Regions from separate parts of the Homo sapiens genome. Here region 1 is linked to region 2. The links are chromatin contacts, found by Hi-C in ENCODE. All regions are on one chromosome and are shown on one strand. Each heading gives the region's core, a stretch centred on a gene start or an enhancer-like site at or near the end of the contact. The rest is flanking DNA. Distances are from core to core; before and after follow the strand shown.

The links. A loop is a pair of places that touch in the nucleus more often than their neighbours do. Pooled maps may share reads with other maps.
Region 1: a pooled map shows a loop between it and region 2 (4-fold over the local background). The contact joins the promoter of CEP104 here to the promoter of TNFRSF14-AS1 in region 2. A Hi-C loop is called at or near these places in 2 of 37 single-sample maps with no recorded cell type and 6 of 50 pooled maps.

Annotation. Positions count from the first base shown.
Region 1 is chr1:3,855,803-3,858,502 of GRCh38, reverse strand. It overlaps CEP104 (centrosomal protein 104), which reads left to right and starts at 1,292. Exons shown (of 22, transcript NM_014704.4): 1 at 1,292-1,614. It overlaps DFFB (DNA fragmentation factor subunit beta), which reads right to left and starts at 1,027. Exons shown (of 7, transcript NM_004402.4): 1 at 786-1,027. The coding sequence starts at 899. RefSeq lists silencers at 146-195, 1,126-1,625 and an enhancer at 806-985.
Region 2 is chr1:2,555,761-2,558,460 of GRCh38, reverse strand. TNFRSF14-AS1 (TNFRSF14 antisense RNA 1) reads left to right here and starts at 1,450. Exons shown (of 7, transcript NR_037844.2): 1 at 1,450-1,484; 2 at 1,765-2,700. TNFRSF14 (TNF receptor superfamily member 14) reads right to left here and starts at 2,090. Exons shown (of 8, transcript NM_003820.4): 1 at 1,728-2,090; 2 at 627-735; 3 at 1-118. The coding sequence starts at 1,796.

The DNA.
Region 1 (2,700 bases), core at 43-2,542, 1.3 Mb before region 2:
AAAACATACATCAGGGGGTGACTGCTGGCTCTGCAGGATTCACCCTTTTTAAATGAGCTCCTGAGGGCGCTTCAAATAGAGCCTGTCTTTGACAGCGCCGCCTCCCTGCTGCCAGGAGCTGAACACCACCATCCCCAGCACACAGCCGCCAGAGCGGTGCTGGCACACGAAGGAGAACGGTTGGTTGCCTCTGTGCACAAGTGTGACCGGCACGTGGCACTGTTAATTTGTTGGAGTCCGGTTCCCTGTTACTCTGCACTGGTCAGTTTTAGGCATTTTATGGCTACTCCCACCCCACCCGCACCGACCCCGGCAATGCACACCTGGTAACCCTAGTACTGGTCTAAAAAGAAAACCAACCTAGAATAAGGTGACGATTGCAATCCCCAGCTGCGAGGGCTGGAAGGGGCCTGCAGAGCCCACCTAGCCAAGCCTTTCATGTTACTCAAGGGGAAGCTGAGGCCGGACAGGCAGAGCAGCCGTGACCCCGCGTGCCAGTACCTGGCACTCTACCCGGGTCTCCTAGCTCTGATGCAGGGCTGTCCTGCCCGAGAGGTGGGAAGAGGGAAGGGGTGATCCAGGTCGTCCCCCAACCCCCCTGCGTTCTGAAGCCACGCTCAGGAACCCCAGGCTGCGGGGGCCCGGGGTCCTAGCGGCTGAGGCGAACGAAAACTACCCGCCCCGGGCGCCGCCTGCACCCTCCGTTTTGGAAGAGGAAAAGCGGCACCTCCTATTCTCCCCACACGCCTCCCCGACGGGCCGTCCCCGCCTAGCCCAGCGGGCACCTGGAAGCGGAGACAGCCCTTGCGCAGCACCTCCTGGCAGCTCCGGCCAGCCACGCCGAACTTCCTCGGGCTGCGCAGGGCCCGCAGCTTCACGCTCTTGGGCTTCTGGAGCATTGCAGATGTCCTCAAGCCCTCTGGGTCCCACAGGCGGTGGCACCTGCTGCCCAGCTGCTCAGATCCGTCCTCGCCCTGGCCGCAGGGGTCTGCACCTGGTGAGCTCTGCAAGCTGGCACAGGCCGGGTGCCGATCCCGGAAACTACATTACCCAGAAGGCCTGGGAAAAGTGAGGCCCGACGCGGTCTTGTGCGCAGGCGTCGCCCCACGGACACCACATTACCTTACTCAGAAGGCTCAGGAAAGCAAAGGCGCGACGCCACCTGGTGTGCCCAGGTGCCGTGGCCCCGGAAACTACACAACCCTGAGGGCCAGAGTAGCGGAGCCCTCCCCTTGTGCGCAGGCGCGGCCTGGGGTGGGGCGGGGTCGCGCACGCGCAGAGGCCCTGGCCCAGGGCTGGGCTTGGTTGTCATGAGAGTGGAGGCTGCGGCCGGGGCTATGGGCAGAGGTGGCCGGGTCTGCTTCTTCCCTGTCACTGCCGCAGCAGCTTGGGGTGCAAGGCGGCCTGGGGCGGCGGAAGGGGCGCCCCCCGAGTTCCGTCTGAGGAAGCGGCGGCTGCCGAGGAAGTCCACGAGAGCCGGGTCCCGCACGCCCCTGGGGTCCGGGTGCTGAGGCGCCGCCTGGCCGCCTCCCCGGGCCGCGGCACCGCTCCGACCCAGCCGCCCTCTCCACCGGGGCCGCGGCAGCGCCAGTCGGGGCCCTTCCCTCTAAGCAGGTACCTTCCGGGCCGCTGCGGCGCCGGCCCAGGGCCGGAGTGGGGAGCGGGGCGCGGGGCGCGGGGCGCGGGCGCCGCGGGGGCGCGGTCCCCACCTGGGAGCTGGGTACGAAGCCTGGGTGCGCGGTGCAAGCGCGGACGGTGTGGAGTTAGATGCCGGCCTTGCTGTCGCCGAAGAGCCGGCGCGGCCCCGTCGTGCCGTATGCCGGGGAGCTCAGCACGGGTGCTGGGACCGCCTGCCCCGGCCGGGACGGCCCATTTAGCGTGGAATATTGTTTTCAGATCCGGCTTTTCCTCTTCTGGATGCGTAGCACATAGGGGGCCAGTTTCAGATGTGTTCTGCTGAGCAAAAGTTTGAGGAAAATTGCTCTGTCCCTATAGAGATTAAAGTCTGATGGTTGGTTGTTTTTTGTTTTGGAGTTTGTTTTGTTTTGTTTGCACTTAAGTTCAGATTTCTCTGAAGCCCTTTCAGTCGCTAAGATGACTTGATCAGAAACCCATAAGCCTTTGAGACGGTCTCGCTCTGTCGCCCAGGCTGGAGTGCAATGGCACGATCTCAGCTCACTGCAGCCTCCGCCTCCCGGGTTCAAGCGATTCTCCTGCCTCAGCCTCCCGAGTAGCCCGACTAATTTTTTTATTTTTAGTAGAGACGGGGTTTCACCATGTTGGCCAGGCTGGTCTCGAACTCCTGACCTCAAGTAATACGCCCTCCTCGGCCTCCCGAAGTGCTGGGATTACAGGCATGAGCCACCGCGCGCAGTCACACTTAAAAGTCTTCTTAAAAAGAAAATCAGAGACAAGTTTTGTTTCCTAGTCTTGTAACAAAATGGAAGTTGCTACACTGAGTTTCCGTTTAATTTATAGTTAATTGCCTTTTACCATGCCAGCACTAGGAAAAGTGTAGTGAGGGATGAGACCGCCATGGAGTCATCGCTGCCTGGGGAGAGATGTACTCTGGCATTTGTCGGGATGTCGATGGCTGCCCCTGGGACAACAGGGATCCCTCATGCCTCTGGTGAGGAAGACCAGCCAATAACTGGATGTTCAACAGAGCTTTGCTTCTTCCCAAATTGTTAATGGTGATTT
Region 2 (2,700 bases), core at 201-2,700:
CACATTTGGCACTGCAGACACTTGCTTAGGCCATTGAGGTGGGCAATGTAGGTGCCTGGAGGGCAGGGTTCACACACTGTGCCCGTCAGCTCCCCGCAGGCCTCCTTCACACGATAACCTGCCGCCCAGAGAGTGGGAACTTCGCAAGTCTGCGGGAGGCCCCTTCGGGAGCCCACCCATCACTCCACCCGCGCCCAGAGCCCAAGCAGGGAGACACCAGCTAAGGGGACTCAAATGGCCCATGAGCCCCACGGGACACAGCAGCCCCATCAGCCATGAGCAGAGCTGCTCTGGGGAAAATCGGAAAGTTCTGGAAGCACATGGGGCCTCCTGGGACACCTGGCCCGGCTCTGGTATGTGCCCCCGAGCCCATGTCTCTGGCCACGGTGGGCCAGCCACGTCTCTCAGACCCACCCCCTGTGCAGTGTGACTGTGAGGGTCCCCCAGGGTGAAGAGTCCAAGCTGCTGGCCTGGGGGTTCTGCCCTCACTGTCTGCACACCTAGCCCCAGGGCTTCATCACACCCATGGCTGTGGGGGCAGAGAACACAGGGGTGTCTGGGGCAGAAGGGGGCAAGAGTGTCTGCCCTCGGCCCACAGAGCTGGCCCGCCAAAGGGCTGCACCTACCTGGACTGCACTTGGGGCAGCACTCGGAGCCCACTGGGTACTCGTCCTCCTTGCAGGACGGCAGAGCTGGGGCGTAGCAGGGGGCTCCCAGGAAGGTGAGATACAGCACCTAAGGGGGTCAGGACAGGCATTGGGAGATGCCCTGGCTGCCCTGTGGGCTCTGCCAGGCTTGGCCCCACAGCCTGAATCTCCCTCTGTGCAATGGGGAGGAGCGGCAGTGCCTGGTAGAGAGGACAGAAGCGGGCCCCAGGCCAGGCTCATGGAACAACCTTGCCGACCGCTGGAGCCCGGGATAGGGTGGGGACCGCCCCTCCTCCAGCCCTGATGACGCTGCCTGGCAGCGCGGAGCCCTGGGAACTGGAACTCTGCCCTCGCCAGGGACCCCACACCCCACACCTGGGAGCATTGAGCCCACTGGGCAGACAACCTGCCGGCCCCCCTGCTGGCCTAGGTTGGACCTGCTGACCCCTGAAGAGCCAGCAGGGGCAGCCAGGGATGGGCCCCAGAGGCTCACAAGCCAGACAGTGGGTGACAGGCTGATCAGGGCCACATCGGGGAGGGTGGCTCTGCCGTGGCCTCGTTCCTGGGCTGGCTGATGGGCAGTCGGGGGCCCCTGATGGGGATAGTGGCTGGACAGGCAGGAGTGCCACATGAGCATGGAGAGTATCCCCACCCCACCCACCTGGGTCCAGCCCCCTGCTGCACACTGATCTTATCACCTGTCACCAAGGTCAGGGCTGCCGGGGAGTTGGGTCACCTGCTCGAGGGCCCCGCCCAGAGACGCCCAGAGACACCCAGCCCCCAGAAGTGCCCACATCCGGCCAAATGGGGGCTCACCAGCTGCCCGTGGACGGAGTGGTGAGTGGGGGACACACGCAGGAGGAGGTCTGCTGGGTAGGGCTGTGGCTCTGCTGCTCACCCCACTGTGGTGAGCCCAGTGCTGGGGGTCTGGGTTGACCCGAGAGCCCCAGGCAGCAGGGGACGGGCTGGACGCCGGAGCCAGCAACGGCCAGGACAGGGGCATGGGGAAGAGATCTGTGGGAGGCCCTGGGGTCAGAACTGGGATCTGCGAGCAGACGGAGAGGAGGCTCGGGGGCTCACCAGCCTCAAGACGTCGGTTTTGGGGGTGGATCTCCAGGGAGGAGGCCCCCAGTCTCCAGGAGGCTCCATGCCTCAGGCTCAGACCGGCAGCTCGGGAACCCAGCTAGCAGGATGAACTCCAGCAGAGGAACTCAGCGCCATTGCTGCGGCTGTGGGCCAGAAGAGAAAGAGAAAGAGAAAGAGAATCCGCCTCGGTGTGACAAGCTGTGCCTCAGAACCCGAGCAGCAGGAGAGTGGGCAGCAGGGGGTGTCTGGCAGCAGAGAGGGGCTCAGGCCTGCTGGGTGGAGCGGCGCTGGGGGACACAGGTGGGCCCTGCGGGAGGCAGGAGCTGTCCAGGCAAAGCCGAGGGGAAGGGCCGGTATGAAGGAGGCGCCCGATGGGAGGGGCGAGTTCTCCCCCTGCACCATTCCAGTCCACTCCGGGTTTCCTGTAGAAGGGGGAGCCCCCCAAAGTCCATCTGTGTTTCCCCACCTCACTCACACACTCAGGGACCCTCGGCTGCTCCCCGGGGCGCTGACTGACATTTTTGCCGAATAAAGGGGCCCTGTGGGTTTCCTGTTCCCATCTCAGCTTCTGCTGAACAGGGTAAACTTCCCTTCCGAATAAAACCACCAGAATGCGGTCTGGCCAATTTCAGTCATAGACCCACCAGGCCTGTGTCCCTGCGTGAGGGGGTGGGAAAAGCCCAGAGTGCCCCTACCCGTCCCCTGGGAGGGGTGGAAGGGCAGCTCTTGCTCCCCCTGCAGAGACGCTGCGCGGACTGGGAAGGCTGCCAGCCTCGCCCGGTCTCCCTGTGGACCCTGCCCTGACCCCACCCCAGCTTCCTGGCTCCCTGCACCCCACTGGGCTTCCCTGCCCCACAGAGCCTGGTGGTAGGGAGACCTCCGGATGGAGACAGCCCACAGTCCCGGAGCCCCAAGGCAGGCACCAGTGAGTCCCTCGTGACGGCCTCGCTCCCTGCATCACATGGAA